Linked DNA regions of Homo sapiens: region 2 is linked to region 1. A link is a loop called in an ENCODE intact Hi-C map of the cell type or tissue named here. Cell type or tissue: heart right ventricle. All regions are shown on one strand. Each heading gives the region's core, and the rest is flanking DNA. Links, peaks and the distances in the headings are about the cores only.

Region 1 (8,139 bases), core at 1,674-6,673:
AGCACTTTGGGAGGCTGAGGCAGGCAGATCACGAGGTCAGGAGATTGAGACCATCCTGGCTAACACGGCTAAACTCCATTTCTTTCTTTCTTCTTCTTCTTCTTTTTTTTTTTTTGAGACTGATTTTCACTCTTGTTGCCCAGACCGGAGTGCAATGGCGCGATCTTGGCTCACTGCAACCTCTGCCTCCCCGGTGCAAGCGATTCTCCTGCCTCAGCCTCCCAAAATGCTGGGATTACAGGCGTGAGACACCGCGCCCAGCCAGTTAAACCCCATATCTACTAAAAATACAAAAAATTAGCCGGGCATGGTGCTGCGCGCTTGTAGTCCCAGCTACTTAGGAGGCTGAGACAGGAGAATCGCTTGAACCTGGGAGGCGGAGGCTGCAGTGAGCCGAGATCGCGCCAGTGTGCTCCAGCCTGGGCAACAGAACGAGACTCTGTCTCAAAAAAAAAAAAAAAAAAGAGGAAACCTCAGAAGTAAAGAAGCATATCTGAACTACATTGTTCATCAGCTTTACAGATTCCAAAATTTTGTTGAGGTCTCTCCTCAGTTGTCTTCTTGCTCATTCTCTTTGTCCTTTGTATTTAGATCTCATTCTTTCAAAGTCATTTTATTAAGATTTGGGAGGAAATATAGGTAAATATAGATATTAAATTCTCCATATTAACCATAAGTTTTCAGTTTTTATTGATTGATTGCAGTGGCAAAATGACAGCTCACTCTAGCCTCAACCTCCTGGGCTCAAGCGATCCTCCCACCCCAGCCTCCTGAGTAGCTGGGACCACAGGTGGGCACCACCACGCCCAGCTAATTTTTTATTTTTTGTAGAGACAGGGTCTCCCCATGTTGCCCAGGCTGGTCTTGAACTCCTGAAGCAATCCTCCTCAGCCTTCCAAAGTGTTGAGATTACAGGTGTGAGCCACTATGCTTGGTCCTTTTTTTTTTTTTTTTTTTTAATTTGAGATGGAGTTTCGCTCTTGTTGCCCAGGCTGCAGTACAATGGCACGATCTTGGCTCACTGCAATCTCCGCCTCCCAGGTTCAAGCGATTCTCCTACCTCAGCCTGCTGAGTAGCTGGGATTATAGGCACCTGCCACCACACCCAGCTAATTTTTGTATTTTTTTAGTAGAGACAGGGTTTCACCATGTTGGCCAGGCTGGTCTCGAACTCCTGACATCAGGTGATCCACCCGCCTCGACCTCCCAAAATGCTGGGATTACAGGTGTGAGCCACCGCGCCCTTACCTTTTTTTTTTTTTTTTTTTTTTTTTTTAATTAGAGACAGGATCTTGCTATATTGCACAGGCTGGTTTAGAACTTCTGGGCTCAAGCAATCCTCTGCCTCAGGCTTCCAAAGTGCTGTGATTACAGGTGTCAGCCACTGGACCTAGCCTCAAGTTATGTTTTGAAGGTAACCTTGTTACCAAAATTACAAATTTGGCCGGGCACCGTGGCTCATGCCTATAATCTCAACATTTTGGGAGGCTGAGGGGGATGGATCACTTGAGGTCAGGAGTTTGAGACCAGCCTGGCCAACATGAGGAAACCCCGTCTCTACTGAAAATACAAAAATTAGCCGAGCATGCTGGTGCATGCCTGTAATCCCAGCTACTTGGGAGGCTGAGGCAGGAGAATCGCTTGAATCTGGGAGGCAGAGATTGCAGTGAGCTAAGATTGCCCCATTGCACTCTAGCCTGGGCAACAAGACCAAAACTCTGTCTCAAAAACAAAATACAAAAATTAGCTGGGCGTGATGGTGCACTCCTGTAGTCCCAGCTACTCAGGAGGCTGAGGCAGGAAAATTGCTTGAACCAGCAGGCGGAGGTTGTAGTAAGCCAATATCATGCCATTGTTCTCCAGCCTGGGTGACAGAATTACTGTGTTTATCCAGTAGCACAGATGACAAAGAGTTGCCGTAAGATAAATTTGTAAATTTTTTTGATTTTTATTTTTTGAGATGGAGTCTCTCTCTTTGTTGCCCAGGCTGGAATGCAGTGGGCAAACTCAGCTCACTGCAACCTCCACCTCCCAGGTTCAAGCAATTCTCCTGCCTCAGCCTCCTGAGTAGCTGGGATTACAGGTACGTGACACCATGCCCAGCTAATTTTTGTATTTTTAGTAGAGACCAGGTTTTACCATATTGACAAGGATGGTCTCGATCTCCTGACCTCGTGATCCACCCGCCTCAGCCTCCCAAAGTGCTGGGATTACAGGTGTGAGCCACCGCACCCAGCCAAAATCTCTAAATCATATCTATTTGATATTGCAATATGGATTTGTTTCTAGGAGACTTACTCTTCTAATTTTGTTTGACTTTGGCTAATGTTAGAACTTGTTTACACTCACTCCCTTAGCATGTAGAGAGGTGATTCAAACTGGGAAAGCTCAACCTAGAATTTTATATTTTTGCAGATATTCCGCAGAATTTTGTATTCACATGGCAGTAATCAAGAGTTTACTGGCCGGGCGCAGTGGCTCATGCCTGTAATCCCAGCACTTTGGGAGGCCGAGGCGGGCGGATCACGAGGTCAGGAGATCAAGACCATCCTGGCTAACACGTTGACACCCCATCTCTACTAAAAATACAAAAAAATAGTCGGGCGTGGTGGTGGGCGCTTGTAATCCCAGCTACTCAAGAGGCTGAGGCAGGAGAATGGCGTGAACCCGGGAGACGGAGCTTGCAGTGAGCCGGGATCGCGCCACTGCACTCCAGCCTGGGCGACAGAGAGAGACTCTGTCTCAAAAAAAAAAAAAAAAAAGAAGTTTACCGTAACAATATGCAATCTTCTCTCTTCACCATTTACTGACAATCTCTACAGAGAAGAGGATCCCAAATTAAAGAAAAAACTTGAAAAATCCTGGAAAATATAGGGTAGTTTGATCATTTTATAGTTTTCATGCTGCCAATCAGAATCTTTTCTAAAAATTATTTGATAAAGATATTCAACAAAGGTTTAATAGATTAATCAAGTTTACTAGGCTGATTGCAGTGGCTCACGCCTGTAATCTCAGCACTTTGGGAGGCCAAGGTGGGAGGATCACTTGAGCTCAAGAGTTCGAGACCAGCCTGGGCGACATGGTGAAACTCTGTCTCTACTAAAAATACAAAAAAACAAAAACAAAAAAACCCAAAACTAACCAGGCATGCCTGTAGTCCCAGATACTTGGGGAATTGAGGTGAGAGGATAACTGCTACTTGGGGAGTTGAGGTGGGAGGATAACTTGAGCCTGGGATGTATAGGTTGCAGTGAGCTGAGATCCCACCACTGCACCCCAACCTGGGTGATAGAGCCAGACCCTGTCTACAAAAAAAAAAAAAAAAGTTTACTTGTTAGTCATCCTGGAGTTTTTGTATCTCAATGGGAGTCATAAGATTGAGTATCTATTTGTGGCATTTTGAGCATCAATAAATAATAAGAATGATATTTTAGGGAGCAGAACTTTTTGTGCACCCATGAATTAAACAGGATTCTATTGGTAACCTTTGGAAAAAGAGTTGAACTTCGAAAAAGAGGAAATAGAGGAAATGAATTTGAGTTTCATATTTACAAATTACTAATCACTACCTCTTGTTTTAGTTATCTTCTAGTTATCTATTATTGCTATTGTTTACTTATTAATAATTAATAAACAACCTTAAAAATGAGTAGTTTAAAACAACAACTATGCTTTATTTATTCAATATTCTTTTGCTGTTGTTGTTGTTTGTTTGAGACAGGGTCTTACTCTGTCACCCAGGCTGGAGTGCAGTGGGATGATCTTGGCTCATTGCAGCCTGGACCTCCATGGCTTAGTTGGTTCTCCTACCTCAGCCTCCCAAGTAACTGAGACTACAGGTATATGCCACGATGCCTGGCTAATTTTTTGTATTTTTTGTAGAGATGGATTTTTGCCATGTTGCCTACAGTGGTCTCAAACGCTTGTGCTCAAACGATCCGCCTGCCTCTGCCTCCCAAAGTGCTAGGATTACAGGTGTGAGCCACCACATCTGGCCTTACTCAAGATTCTTTTTTTTTTCTTTTTGAGATGGAGTTTCACTCGTGTTGCCCATGATGGAGTGCAGTGGTGCAGTCTCGGCTCACTGCAACCTCCGCCTCCCAGGTTCAAGCGATTCTCCTGCCTCAGCCTCCTGAGTAGCTGGGATTACAGGTGTGTGCCACCATGCCCGGCTAATTTTTGTATTTTTAGTAGAGACAGGGTTTCATCATCTTGATCAGGCTGGTCTCAAACTTCTGACCTCGTGATCTGGCCACCTTGGCCTCCCAGAGTGCTAGGATTATAGGTGTGAGCCATCACATCTGGCTGTACTCAAAATTCTTTAGGCCAGGCGTGATGGCTCACGCCTGTAATCCCAGCGCTTTGGGAAGCCGAGGCAGGTGGATCACCTGAGTTTGGGAGTTCGAGACCAGCCTGACCAACATGGAGAAACCCCCATCTCTACTAAAAAAAATACAAAATTAGCCAGGCATGGTTGTGCATGCCTGAAATCCCAGCTACTCAGGAGCCTGAGGCAGGAGAATCGCTTGAACTCAGGAGGCGGAGGTTGCGGTGAGCAAAGATCATGCCGTTGCACTCTAGCCTGGGCAACAAGAGCAAAATTCTGTCTCAAAAAAAAAAAAGAAAAAAAGAGAAAGATTCTTTAATTTGGCCAGAACATAGTGGAATAGCCTGTCTCTACTCCACATGGTGTTGGCTGGGCAGCTTGACAAAAGGCTGGAGGATCCAAGTCAACTTCACTTGCATGGCTGGGGCCTGCACTGGTTGGCTGGGACAGCTGGAGGATGTCTAGGCTCTCTCTCCCTTCATAATCTCTCATTTCCCAGGGCCTCTATCTACAATGAAAGATACATGGCCACTCTCTCCAATAGGGTAGTTAGACTTCTTTATATGAGAAATGGCTTCCCAAAGAGCAAAGCGGAAACTGCCAGGTCTCTTAAGGAATAGGCCCAGAACTGGCACAGTGTTATTTCCACTACATTCTATTGGTGAAAGCAAGTCATAAGACTAGCCCAGATTCAAGGGGAAAAGAAACAGACTCCACCTCCTGATGGGGGGAGTGTGGTGTGTGCACAGGGATGGGAGAAACTGTTGATGACTATTTTTCTACTTTTGCAGACAATTTACCACACCACTTAACCTCATAAAATTCAGTGTTTTTTGTTTTTGTTTTTGTTTTTTTTGTAAAAGTAACTCACTTTAGATCTATAGATAGAATATAAATATATAGACATATATCCCCTAACTCTAAGGTCCTGTACAAATATAAAAACCTACATTGCCTTAAAAGGTGTTGACCTGGAAGGTTCTCAAAACATATTAGCACAGTGGGCATCTAGAATTATTGGTGTTCTCTGGGTATTGATCATCTCTCCTAGTGCTAAGGAGAGCAGTAGTGACCCTGTTGGGTGGTTTTCTGGGACAGGATTTCTTAGTGGTATGAGTGGGAATGATTTCTGGTGGTTCCAAGTGAGTTTAAACTCTGGAGAAAATGCATTAGTTGCACTGGCCTACCTTTATCTTTAAACTGCAAATTAACTAGTTTGGAAAAGGGAAAGTGAAAAGGTTAAGAGAAGAGCAGAACAGCAGTCTGTAGCTATTCTTTTTTTTTTTTTTTTTTTTTTTAGACAGAGGCTTGCTCTGTCACTCAGGCTGAAGTACAATGGTGCAGTCTCAGCTCACTGCAATCTCTGCCTCCCAGGTTCAAGCATTTCTCCTGCCTCAGCCTCCTGAGTAGCTGGGATTACAGGCACGTGCCACCACACCCAGATAATTCCTGTAGTTTTACTAGAGACGGGGTTTCATCATGTTGGCCAGGGTGATCTCGATCTCCTGACCTCGTGATCCGCCCGCCTCGGCCTCCCACAGTGCTAGGATTACAGGCGTGAGCCACTGCACCTGGCTTGTAGTTATTCTTAACTCCTACTCCATCACCTATTCCCCAAGAAAGCATCAACCAAATTATTTCCTAATAGAAGTATGAATTTAAAGGCAGGGCGTGGTGGCTCACGCCTGTAATCCCAGCACTTTGGGAGGCCAAGGTGGGCAAACCACGAGGTCAGGAGATCAAGACCATCCTGGCCAACATGGTGAAACCCCATCTCTACTAAAAATACAAAAATTAGCTGGGCGTGGTGGCACGTGCCTGTAATCTCAGCTACTCCGGAGGCTGAGGCAGGAGAATCGCTTGAACCAGGGAGTCGGAGGTTGCAGTGGGCTGAGATCGTGCCACTGCACTCCAGCCTGGCTACAGAGCGAGACTCTGTCAAAAAAAAAAGAAGTATGAATTTAAACTACTAGCTGAGACTTATTTGAGGTATAATCAATTATTAAAACTGTCTTAAATACCCACTCTGTGCTCAGCACTGTGCCCACTCCTATGAGTGATGCCAGAGAAAGCCAAGTTAACTGACTTAATTTCCCTGTAGGAAATTCCAATCTAGTTGGGAGCAATCAGAGTTAAATAACATATATGAGACCGGGCATAGTGCCTCACCCCTGTAATCCCAGCACTTTGGGAGGCCGAAGTGGGTGGATCACCTGAGGTCAGGAGTTCAAGACCAGCCTGGCTAACATGGTGAAACCCCATCTCTACTAAAAATACAAAAATTAGCCAGGTGTGGTAGTGCACAGCTGTAGTCCCAGCTACTCAGGAGGCTGAGGCAGGAGAGTTGCTTGAGCCCGGGAGGCGGAGGTTGCAGTGAGCCAAGATCTCGCCACTTACTTCTAGCCTGGGCAATGGAGTGAGCTCTGTCTCAAAAAAAAAAAACAAAAACACGCACACACACAAACATATATGAGATGTTGCAAGGCATCATAGGGTAAATGCTAAATGAGTAGAACATTTAATAAGTGCTGAGAATTCAGAGGAGGGAATTTGTTTTGTTTAAGGTAGAAAATAGCATAAGCAAAACTAAAAGGAGCAGAATGACTATCACCTGTCATCACAGAACAAAAAGGGCACTAGTGAGATTTTGTTTGTTTGTTTGTTTTTGTTTTTTTTTGAGATGGAGTCTCACTCTGTCACCCAGGCTGGAGTGCAATGGCACGATCTCGGCTCACCACAACCTCTGCCTCCTGGGTTCAAGCAATTCTCCTGTTTCAGCCTCCCAGGTAGCTGGGATTACAGGTGTCCACCACAACGCCCGTCTAAGTTTTTGTATTTTTAGTAGAGACAAGGTTTCACCATGTTGGCCAGGCTGGTTTCGAACTCCTGACCTCAAGTAATCTGCCCACCTCAGCCTCCCAAAGTACTAGGATTACAGGCGTGAGCCACTGTGCCCGGTGCACTAGTGAGATTTGATCAGAAAAATGTGTGCTAGGAAGTTGTTCCAATTACTATTGCTACCTAACAACCCCAAATTTAGATATTTAAAAGAATAATGATTATTTTATTATTTCTGGTGATTTCTGTGACACAGGAGTTTGGGAAAGGCTGAGCTGGCTGGTTCTGACTCAGGATCTCTCATGAGGTCAGATGGTGGCTGCAACTGGAAATGGGGGTTGAAGAAGCTGGGGGCTGGCTGGGCACCTGTCACTCTCTTCACATGGTCTCAAGGCTTCTCTAGGTGATTGCTTTTATAGGTTAGTTTGGGCGTTCTCAGAGGGTAGGTATTTGGAGAGAGCCACTGTCACATGTCCCCAGGAAGCAGACTGAGATGTTGGGACATTTGTTGTTGAGTGATATTGGGACCATTACCTGTGGGAGGAAGAAGAAAGAAGCAGGATGAAGTAGAGAGAGAAACTGAATGGCAATGCCATCCTAACGAAGGCCTCAGCTGACCCCAACAGGGTGCTCTGGAGCTGGGATGACCCTTCTGAGTTTGTCTAAAACTGGGCAAAAGGGCAGGCTGGTCCTTTACACCTCTGTGTTAATCACTCGTTGGATTCAGGCTTCCCCAAAAGGAGGTATAACCTTGAGTGAGGTAATCTTGAGCCAGGCAATCCCCTAAAAGGGCTGACAGTTTAGGGTCATCTTCCAGTAGTACTCCCAGCAGCTACAGGAACAAGTTCCTCATTCCTGAAGGAAAAGCTGGGTGGTACATCACAGTGTCCACCACAGTTCTGACACCATCTATGGCTTTCCTTAGAGGGACTCAGCCATTTTGTATGGACCTGGCAGAGAGGAAGCTGGGGAAT
Region 2 (8,139 bases), core at 1,620-6,619, 650 kb before region 1:
ATATATATATATATTTTTTTTTTTGTATTTTTAGTAGAGACAGGGTTTCACTGTGTTACCCAGGATGGTCTCGGTCTCCTGACCTCGTGATCCGCCCGCCTGGGCTTCCCAGAGTGTTGGGATTGCAGGCGTGAGCCACCGTGCCCGGGCCCCCCGCCCTGCCTTTCTTTCTTTCTTTTTTTTTTTTTTTTGAGTCAGAATCTTGCTCTGTGGCCAGGCTGAAGTGCAGTGGCACGATCTCAGCTCACTGCAACCTCTGCCTCCTGGGTTCGAGCAATTCTTCTGCCTCAGTTTCCTGAGTAGCTGGGACTACAGGCGGGCACCACCACGCCCAGCTAATTTTTGTATTTTTAGTAGAGACAGGGTTTTGCCATGTTGGCCAGGATGGTCTCCATCTCTTGACCTTGTGATCCGCCCGCCTTGACCTCCCAACGTGCTGGGATTACAAGCTTGAGCCACCACGCCCGGCCAGTAAGGGGGATTTTTTAAATCTTGAGGGCCAGATATGGACTCCACAGATAGGGTCCAGTCTGAGGTCATATAAAAGAAGATTCCACCCAAGAGGGCTTCCTCTTAGGTGGAATTCAACTTAGGATGAAGTTACTTTAACAGAATGTGGCTAGAGGTAAATATATTAGACTCAGCATTGTAAAGTCCAATGGGAAGAAGGAGATTGACTCTGAGGCATCTGCAGATAAATAACCTTAATGGGGGAATTTCTGAGAAACCTATAAAAAGCACATCATGAGAGAAAGTGCCCTGAACATCATCCTAGAAAGACAAAAAAAAAAACCCCACATCTATAGTGCTAGCTTCTTGGGAGGATTGCTTGAGCCCAGGAGTTTGAGGCTAGCCTGGGCAACAAAGCAAGACCATGTCTCTTAAATAGAAAAAAGCCAATAGATTTGTTTTGAAAAGTGGTTTAATGGGTGTTTTGGTTACACACAAGCAAAGCTAAAATCTTGTTTGGTAAAGAGTTAATTGGGATGATGCAGAGCTAAACTGCTCTGTGAAACAATATCATGAGTTGTGGTCATTATGGTACAGAGTTGTACCTTGCCAGAGAATTGCAAGGAAGTTGTCCTAAGACCTAGGATGAGAGAAAAGTGGTCCAGAGTTCCTCCCAATGGCTAAAAAGTATGGAAATATTGGTAAATATCTGTACCACCCTTTGGGTGTATATATATATTATTTATAGATATATCACATTGTTTATGTATCTTGTCCTTTCTATAGTGCTCTTTCAGAACAAGGTCATATGCATTTTTGCATTCAAAATTGCAGTGATTTCTCACTCCCTGTATCTATTAATATCCTTTTGGAGGCTGGCCTGTGGTGGCTCATGCCTGTAATCCCAGCACTTGGGAGGCTGAGGCAGGTGGATCGCTTGAGCTTGGAGTTTGAGACCAGCCTAGGCAACATGGAGAAACCCCATTTCTACAAACCATACAAAAGTTAGCCGGTGTGGTGGCTTATGCCTAAAGACCCAGCTACTTGGGAGGCTGATGCTGGAGAATCACTTGAGCCTGGGAAGTAGAGATTGCAGTGAGCCAATATTGTGCCACTGCACTCCAGCCTGGGCGACAGTGAGACCCCTTTTGGGCCTATTTCCAAAATATTTCTCACATAAATTTTCTTCTCTGTTTCTTTCCAGCCACCTCTGTACTCCAGGCCATCAAATGCCAGCCTCCTGTAAATACACTCTGATTTCCTGAAAACACTCTTATTCCCCTCCAAACTACAAAGTGATCTTTAATAAATGCAAATTGATCAGTCATCTGATCAAAATCTGTTTTCAGCTTCCCACTGTCTTAATGGGGCTCCAAGGCTCTTGACAATTTATTCTAACCTTATTTCTTACCTCTCTGTCCCTTGTACTTTCTAACCTGGCAATAGTGGGCTTCTCACAGTTCCATGAATTTTGCCTGCCCCTCTCTTCCCCTTTGCTTTCAAGCCTTTTCCTTTAACATTCTCTTTGTGTTATTCTCTTCCCTCTATATTCAACTTCTAGGCTTTGCTTAAATATAAATTTTCTAGGGAGATCTTTCAGTAATATTCACTATAATTTATTATATTACTTTAGTCTGTACTGGCTGATAAAATTGTAATCCTTTATGAGAGTAGGGATCATATAGAATTTGTTTATCCTAAAAGTCTGGGATATATTAGATGTTCAATAAATATTTGTTCAGTGAATGAATGTAGCCCTATATGTTTCTAAAGTGGGTATGTAAAACTTTGTTGAATGAATGAATGACTTTGAGATATGGTGTTGGCACTGAATTAAGACAGGAGAAGACTACTGGTGATCTAAAAGGAAATAGTGTTATAGTAGTAAAGAAGGAATCCAGGTTTTAGTGGATAAAGCAGCAAAGGACAGTGAGGAAATAAAGACACTAAGATTTTAAATCATTTATGAGAAGTTCAACTAGGAAAGAAAGAAGAGAAGTAGAATAGCAGCTGAAAGCCTATTTGCAGAATTAAGTGAGGGATTCCTTTTCACAGGCAGAACAGAAAGGTATCAGGTAGGATGCTTTTGGTTGCGAGTGACAGAAAAGCCCACTCACATGAGACTTAAAAATAAAATGGAATTTATTGACTCATATGGCCAAAAAGTCCAGAGTGAGACTACCTTTAGCTATGGCTGAATCCAGTGATTCAAAGTATCAGGGTTCTGCCTTTATGTGTCTATGGCTTTTCTTAACCCTGCCTTTCTTCTATGTTGATTTAATCCCCAGTTTGGCTTCCCTTACGGTATCAAGAATGGCTCCAGCAAATTCAAACCTCACATATTCCCCCTACCTATCATCTCTCCTGCTCCTTTCCAGAGGAAAAAAGAACACATTCTTGTTTGCAAGCAACAGGAACGGATTCTCCGTTAAACAGAAAATATATTTATTGTAAAGAGGTCAGATAGCTCTCAGAAAGAGAACTAGTCTTATAAACAGACAGAAATCAAGAGAAGCCAGCCATCAGGAACCATAGCCAGGGAGAGCACAGGAAAAGTCTGGTTAGGGCAATGCTGGCATTAGACATTGCCACCACCAGACACTGCTGTTGCCGAGCACTGCTGCTACTGTCATTGGATACTGCTGCCTCTGGCATGGCTGAATTATAAATTGTGTCATCTTTGTGTCACTCAATAGTCTAGTCTCTGGCTAGAGCATCTGACTGGTCAAGGCTGAGTCATGCACTAACACCTTGGCTGCCAGAGGGTGGAAGAGGGAATATTTGATTTCTCTAGGCCTCCGCAGTGGGAATTGTTTCTGACAGATTCATGTGAAGAAAGACTTCTTCATGGCCGGGTGCAGTGGCTCACGCCTGTAATCATCCCAACACTTTGGGAGGTCGAGGCAGGTGGATCACTTGAGGTCAGGAGTTCAAGACCAGCCTAGTCAACATAGTGAAAGCCCATCTCTACTGAAAATACAAAAATTAGCTGGGCGTAGTGGTGCGCACCTATAATTCCAGATAATTGGGATGCTGAGGTAGGAAGATCACTTGAACCTGAGAGGTGGAGGTTGCAGTGAGCTGAGATCGCGTCTCTGCACTGCAGCCTGGGCAACAGAAAGAGACTTCGTCACACAAAATTAAAAAAAGAAAAAAAAAGAAAAAAAAGATTTCCCCAAACAGGAAGGGTAGTTGGATGTTGGGCAGACAAAAAATGACAAACATCCATTCTTTGGTCTTGGCCCCAATCTAGCTATAGTCTATTTTTTAAAAATTCACCTAAAATTTAAAGACATGGAAAGGCTGAAAATAAAAGGGATAGAAAAAGGCATATTTGGTAAAGACTAGCCAAAATAAAATTTTATATCTATAAAATTTTATAGCTATATTAATATCAGACAAAATAGAACTAAATACAAAAAGCATCATATATATATATATGTATATATATATGTTTTTTTGAGGGGGACGGAGTCTCACTGTGTCACCCAGGCTGGGGTGCAGTGGTGCGATCTCGGCTCACTACAACCTCCTCCTGGTTCAAGCAATTCTCCTGTGTCAGCCTCCTGAGTAGCTGAGACTACAGGCACGCGCCACCACATCCGGCTAATTTTTTATTTTTAGTAGAGGTGGGGTTTCACCATGTTGGCCAGGCTGGTCTCAAACTCCTGACCTCAGGTGATCCACCCGCCTCAGTCTCCCAAAATGCTGGGATTACAGGCATGAACCACTGTGCCTGGCCACAAAAAGCATTATTAAGGATAGAGAGGATTAATAAATAATGATCAAGGGTTCAATTCAGTAGGAAGATATAACAATTCTAAATTATATGTACCTACATGGGTACACTGAAAGTCCAGACTTTACCACATTGATATATGCATGTGAGAAATCTGCACTTGTACCCGCTAAATAAAATAAATAAATAAATACATTATATGCATCTAATAAAACAGTCTTAAATAAGAAAGCAATAGAACTCTAGAGAGAAATAGATATAAACCACCATTATGGTAGATAGAACACACATTCTTCTCAAGTATTAATAGGTTGACTAGGCAAAAATCAGTGAAGATATAGAATATTTGAATAATACAATTAACAAGCTTGATTTATTGAACATCTATAAAATCTTGTGCCCTATAATTAGCAAATTCATATTTTTCCATTGTAGTCTTTAATCCCATTTGAGTTGGGCTTTTCGGTCATGTGTAACTAAGAATCCTACTTCTGTTTTAAATAACTAGAAAGTTTCTATTCCCTGCAAATAAATCCTGATTGACACAAATACCAAGCTGAGTTTTTCCCAGAAATGCAAGGGTAGTTTACATGAGAAAACCTGTAAGTGACATTTAATATATAGATTAAATGAAAAAATTACCTCAATGATTACAGAAAAAGCATTTGATAAAACTTAATACTAGCCAAGACAGGAGGATTGCCTGAGTCCAGGAGTTCGAGACCAGCCTGAGCAACATAGTGAGACGCCCCCATCTCTGGTTAAAAAAAAAGAAAAAAAAGATACTAATATAAAACACCTATGTTAATATTCTTAGCAAAATAGGGATAGAAAGGAGCTCCTTTAACCCATTTATGCCTGAGGGTGCAATTTTTTGAATTTTTGCAATCAGACCTTGGTGATGACCTTGAGCAGTAGGACATAAATAACCCCCACATGCTTAGGGTTCCAATAATGGAACACTAGGCATAAGTGGGGGTATCCATAAAAAATGTATAGGCTGGGTATGGTGGCTCATACCTGTAATCCCAGCATTTTGGGAGGCTGAGGCAGCAGGATTGCTTGAGGCTAGGAGTTTGAGACCAGCCGGGGCAACATAGTGAGACCCGTCTCTCTAAAAAAATTTAAAAATTAGCCAGGCAAGATGGTGCATGTCTGTACTTCCAGCTACTCAGGAGGCTGAAGTGGGATGATCACTTGAAGCCCGGAGATCAAGGCCATAGTGAACCATGATAGCATCACTGTCTTCCAGCCTGGGTGACAGAGTGACAGCCTGTCCAAACAACAACAAAAAAAACTATAGCAAACCTACTACTTAATGGGCAACAGTTGAAAGATTTTCCTTTTAAAATCAGGAACCAGACAAAAATGTTCACTATATTAACTTTTATGTAACATAATTCTGGAAGTCCTAGCCAGTGCAGTAAGATAAGATGAAAAAAAATGGATTGAAAAAGAAGAAAACAAAAGTTTACTATTCACAGACGTCATTGCCCGCAGATGAGTCTAAAGAAAAATGTGAGATAATTAGAGCTTAGCAAGGTGGCTGGATAAGATACATAAGTCAATTATATTTCTAAATACCAGCAACACACAAGAAAATGTAATTTTTAAAAAAGCATCATTTACAATGGCATTAAAAATACGTAAGATATTTAAAAATAAGTTTAACAAAAGTTGACTAGGACCAGTTTGGAAACAATTACCAAACTTTACTGATAGTCGTTAAAGAACACTTAAGTAAATGAAGGGATATACTATGTTTGTGGATTCAGCATAGTAGTTAGTTCTTCCCAGATTGATCTATGGATACAATGCAACTCCACCAAAATCCCATCAGGATTTTTTGAGAAAACTGACAAATCAATTTTCTTAAACGTATGAAGGAACTCAAAGGCTCAAGGATAGAGAAGATAGAAGCCAGGCATGGTGGCTCATGCCCGTAGTCCTAGCACTTTGGGAGGTTGAGGCTGACAGATCTCCTGAGGTCAGGAGTTCAAGACCAGCCTGAGCAACATGGTAAAACCCCATCTCTACAAAAACTACAAAAATTAGCTGGGCCTGGTGGTGGGCACCTGTAGTCCCAGCTACTTGGGAGGCTGCGGTGGGAGGATCTCTTAAGCCAGGGAGGTTCAGGCTGCAGTGAGCCGAGTTCATTTCATACCACTGCAATCCAGGCTGGATGATAAAGCGAGGCCCTGTCTCAATAAAAAAAAAAAAAAAAAAAAGAAGAAGAAGAATAAGACATTCTGAAGAAAAAGAATAGGGTAGAGAGATTTTCCTTATCAGCAATCAAGGTTTATTATAAAGCTATAGGGTTTATGACAACGGGGTAGGTATGTGGGCATAGATACCCCTAGAGAGCCCAGAGGCAAATCACACATTTACAGAAACTTGAATTATAACACAGTGGGTATTGTTGGTCACAGGAAAAGCATGAACTATTCAATAAGATACTGGAAAATAGGATATTTATTTTAAAAATTGCATTTAGTTATATGTAAAAGGAAAACTTGAAAACCTTTAGAAGAAAATATGACATATCTTTATGACTTCAGGCACATATTTTCTCATTATTCATCATTACATTCCTCAAAAAGGACATCTTGTTTTACCCTGGCACTTGCAGATCTCACTAGACTTATTCAGCCTGAATATTTTATTAATTTTCCACCTTCTCTCAATTAGTGCATTTCAAGAGACTTCCATCTTTCTTTGATTTCCTTTCATTTATTCTCCTTATCACAAATTTCTAGTATAATTTTATACTAAGTAAACTGTCTGAATCTTATAAAGTTAAAGAGAAAAATAAAAAAATCTGTACTTCCTGAAAGCAAATAATTCCAAAGCAATTTGCTGGGTAAAGTGGGAAAGAAGCCCAAAGGGAAGAATCAAGGGAGATTTTACTGAAGAGGCCAACACATGAATTGAATTGAGGGCTAAGAATGAGTTTATCTGGCAGCTAAAAGTGGGAAAGGGGAGAAGGAAAGAAGATATTCCAGGTAAAGATATGAAGGTTTAAGGGAGGACAATATAGTATGTTTGAGAAACAGCAATTGTTCAGTAAGACTTTGAGATATATTTTACTGAATAGATAGGATTGGTAGCAAAGGCAGCTCACAAGGGACCTTGTGTTGCAGATTAAACACTCAGGACTCAGCTTTGTAATCAGTGGGGAGCCATTGGAAAGCTTGTAAACATGAAAATTACATCATTAGATGTTTGTGTTAGAAATATCAGATAAGGCCGGGTGCAGTGGCTCACGCCTGTAATCCCAGCACTTTGGGAGGCCGAGGCAGGCAGATCACGAGGTCAGGAGATGGAGACCATCCTGGCTAACACAGTGAAACCCTGTCTCTACTAAAAATATGAAAAATTAGCCAGGCATGGTGGCGGGTGCCTGTAGTCCTAGCTACTCGGGAGGCTGAGGCAGGAGAATGGTGTGAACCCAAGAGGCGGAGGTTGTAGTGAGCTGAGATCTGCCACTGCACTCCAGCCTGGGCGACAGAGCGAGACTCCGTCTCACAAAAAAAGAAAAAAAAAAAGAAAGAAAAGAAATATCAGATAGGCAGGAATGTGTAGCGTACATGAGGCAAGAATTAACCTGATATTCTTCTATCAATATGAGTTTCTACAGGGCAAACGTCCATTTCCTGTAGGAAATGTTTGTCAATGTGGAAACTCCAATGTCAGAAGGAACATGCTGCTTCTCTTGGGTGTAGGGTATGAACAGTACAACCTTCATCGATTAATAAACTCAGCTGGGAGTGGTATTAGTTATAGAAGTCTTTGTAGAGGTGATGGCTGAGCTCTATTTGGAACAAGAAAAGAGCACTCCAAATAAAGGAATAGTGATGGAGACAGGAAGCATTGAAGCTTTCTGGAAAATGATGCTTAATTTAATATTGCAGAACTCACAATGCATGAAAGTGAAGGGTATAAAATTTCAC

What was found. Hi-C counts contacts between places; a loop is a spot of excess contacts. Peaks named below come from ENCODE experiments on the same cell type or tissue, not always from the same donor. Only the 100,000 strongest peaks of a DNase experiment are listed, where the experiment ranks them.
Region 2: it touches region 1 in a loop (5-fold over the local background); 1 of 110 quality-filtered maps calls a loop at or near these places.

Annotation. Positions count from the first base shown.
Region 1 is chr1:150,239,809-150,247,947 of GRCh38, reverse strand. No RefSeq gene overlaps it. Among named protein-coding and RNA genes, the nearest start is that of ANP32E, 7.8 kb to the right of the region's middle. In heart right ventricle, for the core only: no CTCF peak of the experiment used is centred there; a DNase peak (open chromatin) is centred at 4,729.
Region 2 is chr1:150,890,807-150,898,945 of GRCh38, reverse strand. All of the region lies in intron 1 of CTXND2 (cortexin domain containing 2), which reads right to left. It also overlaps a transcript of LOC107985204 not described here. Among named protein-coding and RNA genes, the nearest start is that of CTXND2, 7.7 kb to the right of the region's middle. RefSeq lists cis regulatory regions at 6,430, 7,309 and enhancers at 6,358-6,502, 7,237-7,381. In heart right ventricle, for the core only: no CTCF peak of the experiment used is centred there; no DNase peak of the experiment used is centred there.